2 separate regions of the Homo sapiens genome follow, and region 2 is linked to region 1. Evidence: chromatin loops called from intact Hi-C (ENCODE). Cell type or tissue: GM12878. All regions are shown on one strand.

The links. Peaks named below come from ENCODE experiments on the same cell type or tissue, not always from the same donor. Only the 100,000 strongest peaks of a DNase experiment are listed, where the experiment ranks them.
Region 2: a loop joins it to region 1, with 3 times the contacts of the local background. A loop is called at or near these places in 3 of 110 quality-filtered maps.

The regions. Positions count from the first base shown.
Region 1 is chr9:79,474,321-79,482,320 of GRCh38, forward strand. It overlaps LOC124902328 (a long non-coding RNA gene), which reads right to left and starts at 5,842. Exons shown (of 3, transcript XR_007061902.1): 1 at 5,760-5,842. RefSeq lists a silencer at 4,342-4,391. In GM12878, a CTCF peak has its summit at 4,335 (motif pointing right); a DNase peak (open chromatin) is centred at 4,281.
Region 2 is chr9:79,727,677-79,735,676 of GRCh38, forward strand. No RefSeq gene overlaps it. Among named protein-coding and RNA genes, the nearest start is that of LINC01507, 93 kb to the right of the region's middle. RefSeq lists an enhancer at 3,574-4,075. In GM12878, no CTCF peak of the experiment used is centred here; a DNase peak (open chromatin) is centred at 3,950.

The sequences.
Region 1 (8,000 bases):
CAAATAAAACAGAGTTCTTATATGTGTGACTTCGAAACACTTTAAAAAATTCCTTTTTCAGTACTGCAAGGGCCAAGGTCATGTTTGCATTTTGTTCATATTTCAAACAATCAGCCTATAGTCAGGATACTTCAATTTTCATTGTTTTAAGGTTTTGGCTCCAGAACAATAGACGGGAATGTGTCCGGAGTTGATTCCTTCCCATGGGTTTGTGGTCTTGCTGACTTCAAGAATGGAGCCACGGACCTTCAGGGTGAGTGTTACAGCTCTTAAAGATGGCAAGGACCCAAAGAGTGAGCAGCAGCAAGATTTATTGTGAAGAGCGAAAGAACACAGCGTCCACAACGTGGAAGGGGACCTGAGCGGTTCCTGCTGCTGGCTGAGGTGGCCAGCTTTTATTCTGTTATTTGTCCCCGCCCATGTCCGGCTGATTGGTCCATTTTACAGAGTGCTGATTGGTCCATTTTACAGGGTGCTGATTCGTCCATTTTACAAACCTCTAGCTAGCTGCAGAGCACTGATTGGCGCATTTTTACAGAGCACTGATTGGTGCATTTTACAAACCTCTTGTAAGACAGAAAAGTTCTCCAGGTCCCCACTCGACCCAGGAAGTCCAGCTGGCTTCACCTCTCAGGAACAGGCTCATATTCTAACGAAACATATATGTCTCTTCAGCAGTGATGAAATTGCCATATAAAATGCACACCTGACAATTAGAATAGCACCAAACATTTGAATCCATTTGATGCTAAGGCTTTTTCTCAATATCCAATTTGTAATGCTTATGAGTCAGGTCAAATGGAAACATTGCACAAAGATCATGACTATAACCACAGCCACTTGGAAATTAATAACTTTTTTTAAAAAAAGAAATTTCTGGAAAGGAAAACCTTTAGAAAAGATGTGGCTCTGAAGCATTTATCCTCTAAGTCTGTAATTGCCCTGATCAATGGAGTTTAGCTCCATGAAAGTGAAGGCTTTCCCCAGAAGATGATGGAGACCGGCCTTGTCCTGCAGCTGTTTCATAAAGGCCTAGAATAAATTTCAATTTCAATAACTTCATTGGCATGACAGGGGAGACTTGTTTTGTGAAGGTCAATATAACTGAAGCCCTGTCTAAGAATTGGTCTCTCCCTGTCCATATTTGGACTATGTAACAGACAGCTAAGGCCGCAGCTGGCACTTTTTTCCCTACCTTCTTACCCTCTACCCTTTCTAATTTTTCTACAAGGAGTGTGTTTGGGAAAGGTAAGCGATTTCAGAAAATATGCTACTTTTAAATGTCTCCAGTTGTTGGACTTTTGCCAAATGTTGTGGTCATTGAGCTTGAAACTGATAAATCTGCAGAGAGCTTGTGAATTGACCTTTTGGAAAAACAAGCTAGGATATCTGTAAACTGTTTCTTTTCTGGCACGGCAAGTGGGAATATTTCTACATTTGTGACCACTGCCCATTTGAAGACCTTAAATGAATGGTCAAGTCAGGATTGGAACCTGCTATGGTGAAAAAAAAAAGGTCAAGAAATATATATACACCGGCCAGGTGCAGTGGCTCACACCTTAATCCTAACCCTTTGGGAGGTTGAGGCAGGCAGATTGCTTGAGCCCAGAGGTCAAGACCAGCCTGGATAACATGGCGAAACCCTGTCTCTACAAAAAAATAGAAAAAAGCCAACATAATAGGACACACTTGTGGTCCCAGCTATTCGGCAAGCAGAAGTGGAAGGATCACTTGAGCCCGGGAGGTGGAGGTTACAGTGAGCCAAGATCACACCACTGCACTCCAGCTTGGGTGACAAAGCCATACCCTGTCTCAAAAAAAAAAATATATATATATATATGTGTGTGTATATATATGTATGTGTGTGTGTGTATATATATATACTGCTCATCTACAGTGTGTTCATGAAAGTCTGGAAACATAGGCGAATTACATATAATGCCATCAAAGACATCTCCAATCTGTAAGACGAATAAATAATATGAAATAATATTAATATATCCTTGCTAATGTCAGCAATTCTTATAATATTAATAATATTAACATAGATAATATCATTTTCACCTATGTTTACGGACTTTCTGGGCACCCCGCACAATATGACCCCAAATGTAATTTTTAACATGTGTATATATGTTATATATTTAAAACACCAGAAAAATATACAGCAAAATTTCAACAGTGGTTTTCTCTGTGAGGTGAACTTATGTAGCATTTTAATTTTCTTCTTTACTTATCTGATTTTTCCAGTGTTTCTAATATCAGCATGTGTTACTTTTGTATTGAGAAAAAATTAAAAATAAAAAACAACAGAATGCAACAGAATAAATTGTGTGTCCACACCATTACTGTACAATGCACTGGTAGGTAAACTATACAATAGACCTGTTTAGATACTTGGAATAATGGTTGTGAGACCCACACTTTGAAGATACATGGCATGTTTTAAGAATTTAGAGAGGAAAGAAGCGACAGGAAAAGACGAGTAGCAAGAAATATCAGAAGGTCCAAATGTCTGTCTCCTAAGGCATTTATAAGAACCTCTGTGCAATCATTTTCTCTTCATGGGAAAGGAAAGAATGTGATAGAGTGGTTTCTTCATCTTTGATTTCTTCTGTTTTCTTTGACTATATCACCAAAAGCCTTCTGGAAACACACTTAAAGATCCATATATATTTAAATTAAATAGAATATGCTCTTGAGACATTACCAGAAAGAGTCACATATAGATAAATCATAGGCTTGTGCTAGGCATTTTTAAATATAAAAGTGGTTTTAATGTGTGTGATAAAATAACAGAAACAAACTATTGGTTAGGTTTATGAGGATTAACAGAAGACAATATGCTTGTGCTAGTCTGCAACCAGTTCCAGGAGAGTTATTGTGTAATGCGAATGTGTCTATGTAGAATTATTACTATAATCTACAGCAGTGGTTGGACCCAAGTTCCCCCACAATAACACAGATTGAATTATGAAATCTAATAACTTTGGAGAGAGCTTTGTCCTGAAACTGAATGTGTCCGGTGGTTTTTATGTCTCTCAGACCTCTTATAGATTGTTTTCTCTGCCACAATTTCTATAGCCTTATAAAACTTCTCATATGTTTAACCTGTATGCACGAAACCCATGAGATGAAAGTCCAATACTGCCGAGGTAGCAATTGCTTTCCCTGTAAGGAAGACCACATGTTCCCATAAACTTTAAAGGCAGAGCATAATTTTACTTTTCTCTCATGGAATATTTCTAATACTTAAGTGTATACAACATGACCCAAGCATATTTGAGGTATATTCAAAAGCTGTCCAAGGACAAAAGTGAAAATATTCAGGAATGCAAACAGTTCTGTGTATTCATGAAGGGCTGGCCATTCCATCACAGAACACTGACTTTATGTCTCATTGGCATATGTTTCTCTTGCTTTTGAGAAAATGACTTGTAGGTTATTGTAAGGAAAGAGTTTCTATTCTGTAGATGTTGCCACTAGCAGATGAAGACCTAAGCCCTCCCCAACCATCTTCCCCAAAATAACTACTGTACCACAGCAGCACCACACCGTCCTGTAGTCCTGTACTGTACAAGACACCACACTGTCTTCACCAAACCACGTCTGAATAGAAGAACTCCACAGAGCAGTTTGATTGAGATGACCATGTTGCTTGCCATTTCGGTACATTTTTAATAAAAATTCTTTCACCTTGATCAATCCATGCTCTTCAATTTAGAACTGAGACACATTATGATACAGTATTAACACTTGAAATCATCTTATAACTGCTTGCTTTCATATTTGGCATCACTATTGTACCACCTTAGAAACTGCTTCTATTGACCTTTAGATTAAAAATATGTTGAATTATCATGATTGACACTTTTAAAATGACTCATTCTTGCCAAACACAGCATAACAACTTTTTAACATTCCCTTTTCTTTACAACTGCCACAACTTTCATTATGTGAAATATGGCTGTATTATACACCACCTCTCATTGCCTAACATGATTTTTTTTCAGAGTTCAGGAAGATTTACATTTGGAGCTAAATGTTTCAGTGATTGCTCTGTTGGGTTTCATTATACCAGTGTAGTTAATCAAAGCAAGTCTGGCCTTGCTACCATGATTCACTGTATGGTTTTTTGAACTTAATCATTTACACAGAATGAATATACACATTATCACCAGGGCTGGATTTCTTTAACAGCCTGCATGACACGGTACTGTAATGCCTTTGTCAACTGCTAGTTTTCCCAGGGACTCTGCAGTTTGCTGGGGGTTTTGATAAGACATTTCACTGATGGGCTTTCGGTTAGAAAAAGGCAAGTGGGAAACCCCTAGGTGGAGCTGCAGAGAGCAGACGAAAGGCCCACTGACTTGTGTATCACCAAGTGGGGCTAACGGGGAATCCTTTCATTTGTACAGAGTGTTTCTTTTCATAGTGTGTGTGGTCTTCACAATCATAATTAACAAGTAACTTTTCTTCACTCTCATTCCTAATCCCATCATAAATTATTGGCTGTTGGCATCTGGGCAGGGTTTGGCAGACCTTGAATTTTAAGTCAGCCTGAGAGAATTACAGGGATTGTTGTCTCTAAACTGAAGAAGCTAATTGTATAAGCATTAACACATGTGAACCAGGCCTACCAAGCCTAATTTCTGAGCAGCCAGAAACGATGCTCCTATGGACACCAGATTCCTTAGCAAAAAGCAGACTTGCATTTGACCAGAACCAGTGGAGAGCCTGTTCCAGGCCCATGGAATCCAATGTCAATTTTTCAGGAATTCTATGAGCTGGTTCTTAAACGCCACCATTATTTAAAATCAAAATATATAACCTTTTAATTAAATAAATTATATTTTTAAAAAGATGGTAAATACTCAAAACTCATCACTTCCTAAATATTCTACCCCGTCATGCAATTTTTTACACCCTTGGTTATTCGTGTCTATCATATCTGGATGGGGGAAATGCTATGGAATTTCACAACTCTGCATTCAGTGTTGTCATGTTGGTAGACTGAAATCAGCCACAATGGGAGTATTTGTATCATGGAAATAACAAATGCTACAAACCAAGGCTTCATTTGTTGCTTTGCCTCTGCCTTGTGTGTAAGGGAAGTACTATTTAATTTTACCTACCAGAACACTAAGTCTCAGAAAAGTTCAGTAAATGATTTTGGCCCTAGGATTCCACTGCAGGGTTTTCTGACTTTGCAAATCCATTATCTTAAGTCTTCTGTTCTATACCTCCCTTTAGCGGGGTTTTCCTGCCACTGTACTATATACACTCATAAAAACTCTCAGTGGCATTAACTGCTGTTTGGTTGGTGTATTCATTGTATGTCTTGGGTAAGGTATAACAAGTATGTTTAAATTGCATATGCGTTTTTTTTCCAAAGAACCAGTTATACATTTACCAACATTTCATTATCCAGGGTTCAAGCCTTGATTGAAACAAATCTACCCCCAGAACATACTGAAAAGTACTTTCTGGAAATAAATATATTTCTGTTCATTAAAAAATCCAATTACTAGAATTTACAAGTTATTAAACGTCTCATTGCTTTTCTTCAACCACTCTTTCAGACTCGGCATCACTACCCCTAACTTTGCTTTCCGGCATTTCTCAAAATGTTCCCATTTGGTTTCAACATTTAAGCAACATGAAGGCTATGGAATCAGAAATGTGAAAAGGAGGCAGTTATACAGACATGCAAAAATGCACCAGCCCGAGTGCACAGGCTTAAGGGTATGTGCACTTACCCTTTTTTGATTTGAAAGAATCAGGTATTGGACTACCTGAGCCTGTCTTCTTTGCATGCCATTCTGATTTGCTTTCCATGGAGAAAACGACCCGTCTATGGGAAACTGGGGTAATTTTTCAATCAAATACTGCATTGCTGATATAGGATGAAGGAAATGGGTGGCATGGTTGCTGAGAGACAGACTGCAAGTCTCATAAAATTATATTGGGCCTACCCACTTCTGTTTCAGATTTCCGTAGCATTCTTTGTGAGGATAGTCACAAAAGAAGTACTAAGTTGCTGTGTGTGTGTGTGTGTGTGTGTGTGTGTGTGTGTGTGTGTGTGTGTTTATCTTACCAGCTTTGTCTGATATTTAAATTTTGTTCGGGTGAAAGAATAAAAAGTACACATGCTCTATGAGTGGAACCTCTCTAATGGAATATTTTATCCCCAGCCCCATATGCAAAGCTCTTTAAATGGTGATTCAGAAATCTGACCTGACACATTTCAGTCTTTCTGTTCATCATTGGTACCATACGCAGCAAGAATTACCTTCAGCTTTACTGCTGACCCTGGAAGTCACTGTACTCTCACGACTTTATCTACAAGGGCATGAAGATTGTTTCTTCAAAACTCTTAGTCACGGCAAATACTTTCCACGTGTGTACTGCCATCAACATTGTTGCCTGTTTGGTAGCTTTTGATGGAATGAAACTGACAAGTTTCTGCCTCACACCTGACTTGAGAAAGGCCCTTAGATACTTACAATGGAAATTGTTTGGAGTGTTGCAGTTAGATACAAATCATGCTCTAACTTTCCAAGAAGCTTTGTTACAACATGCAAAACAAACAAAAGAAAGGTAGCAAAACTCTTCAAGCAGTTAAAATTGTTACGCAAAAGCAAAAGCAAGTACAGAGGGTAATAGAATTCATTGAACTGTAAAACCTAAAAACAAAAGAACTGAATTCAGCTAATCACAAATTTTGTCAATTGTTGATTTTTTGTTTTTATTCTCTCTTACTAAAAATGCACTACAGCAGGCGTTTTTCCTTATACATGTATACATTTCCTCCTCAGTTGGACTAAGAATAAAGTATTGTGCAAACAGTAGGTGCATGAAAATTCTAGTCCACTAACTGACTTTAAAAGCTGTGGGATTCTACAAATTGACCCATTAAGCAGCTGTTCCCACCTTTGTCCTATGAACACTAAAATGCACGGTTAGACCTCAAATTGGTTTGGTAGTGACAATCTTGTCTGGTGTTAGATCCAGGATTCCAAAATTCTAGCCACATAACAGGAAGCTAGGAACATAGGGGCAGAGATGCCTGAAGATTTGACCTTCCATGCTATTTTATAAAGGAACGTTTATAGCTTGTTTCCTTGAGGTTGCTGGGGGGAAAAAAAGCAGTGATTGTGTGCTGTAAACCTTTAGGAGAAAACAAACTTAACAGTATGCTTTGGTGTAATTCAATTTAGTTGAATGAGCAATTTCCATTTTGGAGTTTAGCTTTCAGCTGACATGTTCTGTGACTTTGGCCAAGTCACTTTAATTCATCCACTGTCGTATCTATGAAAAGGGGGAAATAATGCTTCACTGGAAATTTTCCCTAGAGTTCCAGAAGATGAGAATTCTGGCCTTGCTATCTATAAGCGCTCAGAAGACTTAAGCTGGGAGGTTCTTGTGCATTCCTGGCATAATGGCAGCAGGGAAAAAAGTCATTCTGAAGAGAGGCACAGCTGCAGAGAGAAGCTTTCTCAGCACAAAGCAAGAGTCTGGCCTCTTGAGTCTCTGAAACACTCAAATTCACTGAACGCAGACGACGAGGAGGAGGACTATATATACTTACATATTGATCTGCATGCTGGGGTTTCAAATGTGATTCATTATGTACCATTTCCTTTACCCTAATCCATCTGCTAAGGTTTTCTTCTCCTGTGCAGAAGGAATTTGAAAAAGAAATGTGACTTTAACTGAGAAGAGAGTAACAGCATGACATAGTTAGCACCACCTGCACTAAGAAAGATTCAAGATGGTATTTGTCAAATATTGGAAGATGTGTGTCTGCTAGCTGAGGGATAACGGGATGTTTTCAGAGACTGTTTTAAAGTTCTATGGCCAAGAAAAAAGAAGCTGCATTTGCTTCTCATAATAGTGGTTATCATTTCTCTTGTGAAATGTTTATCTACTGATGATCTCACTATGGCTTCCTTTGGATTGTCTTCTTGTTTTATTTTCTCTCACTAGAAAAAGCAAAC
Region 2 (8,000 bases), 250 kb after region 1:
ATGATGGAGTTTATGTTGGACTGGGAAGGAATAATCTTCAATATCTGCTATGTACAGAGCACTGTACTGGCTTATATTACATATTTTATATATATACGTATATATAATATATACATACAATATTAGCCACCTACCCATTATCTCAGGTTTTTCACAGCTTGTGTACCTATATGGTCCAAAGATTTGGAAACCCTAAGGGAAAAGCAAGTCTGAGGAAGGTACTAATGCATCGAGTATATCTGTACACACTGGAAGACTGGGGGCGTCTGGAGTAAGAGGGAGGTGATTATCTAGGTAAGGCACAGAGCAGAGTTGTCCATGTGGACCGACACAGTGGACCACACATTGTCCTAATAACATCTGAGCTCTGGGTGGCTTTGGAGAGGAAAAGCTGGTGATCCCTCATAGAGTGGCAATCCCAGGGTCTGGACGGCAGCATCACCTGGCCTCCGAGAGCTTGGATTCCCCTCCCCACATGAGACACTGCATCCCCTTCCCGACAGCAGGGATTGTGTGAACTTTCTCCTCTAGTGCCCAGCTATATATAGTAGTAGCATATATATATAGTAGTAATCTTTGCTGAATTGGGCAGATTAGGAGGGTAGTGAGCATAGAAATGTAAGTTCTTCCCACTTTTAAAGTATTCCTCCATTAATTCTTGTGTAACGTTATTAAAAATGTTTAAAAGATGAGAGAGCTTTGGAGTAAAATAGCTTTGGCACAAAAGTATGACACATGCACAGTGCACCTCTAGAAGGTGGAACGTGCCTGTCTCAAGGGGTTGGAATTCCTTTTGGGTATCTGATGGGTGAAGTCTGTGATGCCTTTAGTTATCTTTAGAGAAATCCAAAACATTGGCTGTTGAATGGAATAAAAAACTGAGATGAATGCATAGATTTAACTTTTTTAGACAAGTGGGCATCTATTTCCTTTCACTGCTAATGTATTACCAAATTAAATTTTTAGGTCTATATATAAAGCTCAGCCCTGGCTTGATGTGCACAGTCTTGATGTTCTTGATGTTGTAATTATAATGTTAAAAGTAATTGCTTAAACTTGGTTTTTAGGTTACCATAGTTTTTGCTTCAAATGTAGTCTTGCAGAGTCTGAAGAAGAACAAAGATGGGAATCTCCCTGAACCAGGGAAAGCTTAGTTTCAATGAGAGAAGACAGCAGAACTCTCAGGACACTACAAGGAAACCCAGAGTAAGGAAAGCATCATGACCTTCCTAAGATTGGCGGGTCAAATGGAGAGTGACAGAACCTAAGTCCTTAGAGTATTTATGGATACACACCTCGCTTTGGGCCACTCTTTAGCAATATGGCTTCATAGTCTGAGGTGCAAGAGATCCAGCTTTGTCCTAAAACAGTGTATGTTGGAACCTTAGCTGCAGCCTCAGAATACCTGCAAGTGGTTGGAAATTACACAGCCTTGGGATATCCAAAAACTTGGTTTCAAACCATCACACACAACCATGTAATTCTGGGTTCCTGCAGCCAAAAGCAGGGGAAATTGATGTTCTTCAGCCAGAAGTAGTATTCTGGATAGAGGTGCTGTGCGCATGCTAGCCTTATAAATATCCTCAACTGTCACCTTATCTACTTCTAGACATGCCTCAATCTGGAAAGTTTTACAGTTGTGCTGTCCTAGAAGCAAAGTGTCCAACTTAAGGTATTTGTTGATTGATATTTTTGACAGTTTTATGGAAATTTGTTCTGAGATTCCGTGTCCAGTGTTGAGTAAGCAATTACAAAATTATGAAGATGTCAGTGCCAAAAAAATTATTTATTTGATATTCTTGGATGCTCATATCCAAAACCACCAGCTGCTGCAACTTGCAAAGAGGCATTCAACAAGCTCCAAGGTCCTGCGCCCAACAGTTTCTCACTGTGGCAGCAGCTCATAACGACCCCTGTTCTTTTGAGCTAATTGCATTTATCTGCCTTTTGGTTGAAACTTACATTCAGAACTAACAATGAAAATGGCTTATTTTTGATGACCTGAGCATATTAGAAAACCTCTCATGTATTAGAACATTTTAAGAGTAATGCTATCAAGATAGAACTCTTACCTTGCAAGCAGTTTAGTTTGCATTTTTGGCAGCCTGTGATAGAATCTTGTGGGTCCCAGAAAGGAATTCACAGGAGACTCTAGTTTACCTGTCCTCAGGGAAAGAAAATTCTCGGCTAAGACTTCAGATATTTGGCCTGCAGAGAGTTCCCACAGGGTTGCCTTTAGTCCAGAGGAAAATGATGAGCACAAGTGTTTTCATGAAAGTTGTCCCATTTGATCTCACTGCAGGCCTAGCCAGGGTGGACGCTAGAATCCTGAATTTACACACAAGAGCACCAAGGATCGGAGGAGAAAGGTGTTTACCCAAATCCGTTATCTCCCGGGGGTACAAGCTCAAGGCTCCTGACTTGTGGTCCAGAATTCTGTACTGTCTGTCCAGCATGGCAGGTTGGAACACGAAATGAAGGATTCAAGACACTTCATTGCTCTTTGTCTCTCAGTTTCACACAAATTAACTGGCTTCTGGTTTCAGCATCACAGAACCTTTTGACAACTCTTGAAATCAATCACAAATTGTCTTCTTTGTTCCTGTGCTGTGTGTTCCCACTGTGGACTGAATGTGGTACGTACAATGCAGATACCCACTCGCGTGTGAGTAGATGTCCCCTGTATGCGCGACCCTTGGCATCTGCTGCAGGGAGCCCATTAACTTCACCCTGCGGGGTGATGAGAACATTGGGAAGGTTATTTTGGAAGAAGATTTAAACTCACATAAATGTCATATTTGACTTGGGTCTAGCAAAATACACACACGAAGGTACTTACGAAGTAGTTAAGTTGTTGAAAATTTAGGCAGCAGAATTTTGGGACTCTGTTTAGGTAGGATCTAACGAAACTCATGCCCTAGTGTTTCTGGATGGCCCTGCATTTCTCCCTAGACTTACGGAGCAGTTGGCCATTACCCAGTCTCCACTAGACACCCCCCCTGCCTCTTCCAAGAGGAACTACCATACTTGGTACCCTGGCTGTATCTTATGTGGCAGAAAGTATGAGATGAGCTAGGGAACTTTTTATTCTCAGGAGGCTGGGAAGTTGCAGGAGAATGAATGAGTGGTGGGAACTGAGTCAAGGGTGAAATGCAGGCATTGTGACCATGAGGGCTCCATGAAGGAAGACTGTCAGACCAAGCTTGTGTCCTTCCTCCTCGTCCCAGCAGCACAGGGACTGGGAGAGATACTAGCAGGAGGCACCACAAGGGCAGGAGTGAGACTCCAGGACCACTGTGCTGCAAGCACTGTTCCTTAAGATGACTTCCCATTGCTTGAAGAACTTCAGTTGGACGCCTCTTTGCCCTAGAAGAGTTGAGTTTAAACAAATACCTATTCACTTAAACACCTGTTAGGGGTCAACTTTGGATAATGTACCAAATGCAGAGAAGCCTGTTACTGCCGAGAATAAAGCATCCCTCTCAGAAGTCAGCTGGTCCTTCCCAGATACGTGAAAACAAGACTTTGTTTCTGGAGTAATTGAAGAAATCAACCGTTAAACCTTGCTCTTAAATCTCCGTCAGAGATTCATAGCCCCTTTCATGTTTCCTCTGAGTAGGCAATCAGTGTTAATGAAATGTGATTTCAGGTTTTATGGCTGAGTCAGGAAATTCAAAGTTATGGTTTCCACGCTGATGGTTATCCCACCACCACCTGTGCAGCTGTAGGAATCCAGGTTTTAGTATGGGCAAGAACAGCCTCCTGGGCACAAGAAGGTTGTAAAGGTTACTTTGAGAACAAAGGCCTTGATTTGCAGACACTTGTTCCTGAGTGATGGTCTTAAAAACAAAGCATAAAGTGCCCCTAATAAGAAGGTTAGTGGTGACTCAAGCTGACAGAAAGTGAAAGGATTTAACTACAATCCCTGAGGGGTAGACTTACACATTTTTGAGTCACCTTTGCATTTACCTTGAGAGGCTCTGCGTGAGGTGGTTGGCTTGTGCTTTGCAGACATCCTGCTTTGTATGCAGCATAGACTTCGAGCAGGAGACTTAGCAACCAGACTTCCAGCTCAGCTCTTCCAACTTCAGCACACAGCATTTGCAGTGTGTGCGTGTGTGTGTGCGTGTGTGTGTGCACTTTTCTTGCCAAAGATTTGCTCATGCACAAATTACAGAATACAGCGTTATGGTGTCTTTTTCATATTTCATACCACTAGGTTTCTAGAACTCATTAAATTTATAATCTGACCTCAGACCTGCAGGAGAGAATAAGATAAGGCAATCTGGTGTTGTCCAAGCTTACAAAGTTTCATCTATTTAAATTGTTAAAAAATTTTCTTATTTTCATGGTGACAATTGTCACATCATAATTTACCTCTGTCATCCAACATTTTCAGGAAGTGAAAAATTGCATGTTAATTTTTTAGAAAACTGATATTTACTCCTTGAAAAACTGAAACAAGCTTTTTGATTGAAAAATGTTCATATGTATTGAACTCTCTTCTACCTTTAATCCCAAATAGCTGGGATTACAGGCGCCTGCCACCACACCCAGCTAATTTTTTCCATTTTTAGTAGAGACAGGGTTTCACTGTGTTGGCCAGACTGGTCTTGAACTCCTGGCCTCAACTGTTCCGCCCACCTTGGCCTCCCAAAGTGCTGGGATTACAGGCCTGAGCCACCGCGCCCGGCCAAGTAATGCAGATTGTGTGTGCACCAAACATGTCCCATTTAGTAGCACCCCATAATGAAGCACATTCATCTTTCCGGGGCAAAGCGTCTGAATGTTCATGTTCAGTGGAGTAGGTAATGACTATAAACATATACAACTCCGTTTAGGTTGGTTTTGTCCCCAAATGCATCACGAAGAAACTTCTAGCTTCCTCTGAATTTTTTATTTTGGAATTGAAAAGGAGTTTGTGGATCTATGTTTTTGTTCTCATTTTGAAGATGAGGAATCAGATTCACAGAGGTTAAGTGACTTGATCAAGGGACAATGACAGAAGCTTGCTCTGATGCCAGAGCTGGTGTCTCAGCATCTGTCCACTGTCAGTATGTGCTGTCATCCTCAGGGACTGGGATGACAACACTATCTAGAATATTCTTTTGGTTCCCTGTTTTGTATTGTCTCCCACATACTACTTCCATATGTTCTCTGCATCTTTTCTAATCGGTCATTGAAAATTACTTTTTCACTATGCCCAATAAAAAAATCCATACTTCTTTAAAAAAAAAAAAAAACAAAGTAAGGCATGGGCTTTGATACAGACCGTGTGTCCTTGGCCCTGCGAAACTTGGTTTTTAATTTGATGCTATATGTGACTCATCTAATCTTTAGATGAGAGGCATTGTTAAAAGCTGACTGGGCACGGTGGCTCACGCCTGTAATCCCATCACTTTGGGAGGCCAAGGTGGGTGGATCACCTGAGGTCAAGAGTTCAAGACCAGCCTGGCCAACATGGTGAAACCCGGTCTGTACTAAAAATACAAAAAATTAGCCAGGCATGGTGGCGGGCGTCTGTAATCCCAGCTACTTGGGATGCTGAGGCAGGAGAATCACTTGAACCCAGGAGATGGAGGTTGCAGTGAGCCAAGATTGCGCCATTGCACTCCAGCCTGGGCAACAAGAGCAAGACTCTGTCTCAAAAAAAAAAAAAAGCTGTGTGTGTGTGTGTAGAGAGAGATATATATATATAGAGATATATATATATATAGATAATTTTATTTTATTTTTATTATTTGCTTTTTGAGATGCAGTCTCTCTCTCTTGCCCCTGCTGGAGTACAGTGGTGCCATCTCAGCTCACTGCAACCTCCAACTCTTGGGTTCAAGCGACTCTCCTGCCTCAGCCTCCCAAGTAGCTGGGACTACAGACAGGCACTACCACGCCCAGCTAATTTTTGTACTATTAGTAGAGACGAGGTTTTGCCACATTGGCCAGACTGGTCTCGAACTCCTGACCTCAGGTGATATGCCTGCCTCGGCCTCCCAAAGTGCTGGGATTACAGGCATGAGCCACTGCACCCAGCAACTGTATATTTCAATGGTAATGAAAACATCAACAAAAAACATGCAGCATCAAAAATATCTTTAAAATTTTCTGATTGGAGACGTCTCAATCCATGTTTTATTTTTTTTCTCCTCCAAACTTAGATCAATGAGACAGAAAATTAACAACGATATTCAGGACTTGAACTCAGCTCTGGACCAAGCGGACCTAATAGACATCTACAGAACTCTCCACCCCAAATCAACAGAATATACATTCTTCTCAGCACCACATCACACTTATTCTAAAATTGACCACATAATTGGAAGTAAAACACTCCTTGGCAAATGCAAAAGAACGGAAATCATAAACAGTTTCTCAGACCACAGTGCAATCAAATTAGAACTCAGGATTAAGAAACTCACTCAAAAGCACACAACTACATGGAAACTGAACAACCTGCTCCTGAATGACTACTGGGTAAATAATGAAATTAAGGCAGAAATAAATAAGTTCTTCAAAACCAATGAGAACAAAGACAACATACCAGAATCTTGGGGACACAGCTAAAGCAGTGTTTGAAGGGAAATTTATAGCACTAAATGCCCACAGGAGAAAGCAGCAAAGATCTAAAATCGATACCATAACATCACACTTAAAAGAACTAGAGAAGCAAGAGCAAACAAATTCAAAAGCTAGCAGAAGACAAGAAATAACTAAGATCAGAGCAGAACTGAAGGAGATAGAAACACAAAAAACCCTTCAAAAAAGCAATGAATCCAGGAGCTGGTTTCTTGAAAAGATCAACAAAATAGATAGACCGCTAGCCAGACTAATAAAGAAGAAAAGAGAGAAGAATCAAATAGACACAATAAAAAATGATGAAGGGGATGTCACCACTGATCCCACAGAAATACAAACTACCATCAGAGAATACTATAAACACCTCTATGCAAATAAACTAGAAAATCTAGAAGAAATGGATAAACTCCTGGACACATACACCCTCCCAAGACAAACCAGGAAGAAGTTGAATCCCTGAATAGACCAATAACAAGTTCTGAAATTGAGGCCAGGACAATATGGATTCACAGCTGAATTCTACCAGAGATACAAAGAGGAGCTGGTACTATTCCTTCTGAAACTATTCCAAACAATAGAAAAAGAGGGACTCCTCCTCCCTAACTCATTTTATGAGGCCAGCATCATCCTGATACCAAAACCTGGCAGAGACACAACAAAAAAAAGAAAATTTGAGGCCAATATCCCTGATGAACATCGATGTGAAAATCCTCAATAAAATGTGGTTAGCTTTTTAAAACATAAACAATTTTGTGATAATTTTTTTTTTAGAAACATGGTGCTTTTTGTTCTGGCCTGGTTTCTTTCCTTTCCTTTTCTTTCTTTTTTTTTTTTTCTTCTTAAAAACAAGTACTTTGTAACATGTACATTCTTGTATGATAGATGGGCCACAAGGGAAGCTTCTCCTTGATTACTTTTGTGTGTTTTGATTCATGACCCCATAAAGGCCCAACCATGGTGGTTAAACAATTGTTTACAGTCATGTTAAAGTTACACTAAGATAACAGGAGGCCCCGTTCACAGAATAGATTGATGGGCTTCAAGGCAAAGGACACAGGTTGCTTGAAATCTTGATTGCCACAATTCTGGGTGCACAAAGCCATTTTAATCTGTTGCTCAAGTCTGAGGGCAGTCTGATTATGTGGCCTGAGGGCTCAGTGTCACATACATGTATTAAAGAAGGCTGACTCTCTCCCCATTGCCAAGAACTTAGGGAATTCAGAGAGATGACTGTAGAGTTTTAATTAAGATCTCATCACAGAACTTGGACCAGTTAAGTTACTGTCTGAATTGCTTTCCTGTGAAAAACAAGGGCTGCCAGAGCCACTGCAGGATTCATAGCTATTTAGATGAGTGCATAATTGGCTCCCTAGAGGAGAATTGGGCAGCTATGAGTGTTTTAAGTGAGATCATCTTTTCGGGACGTT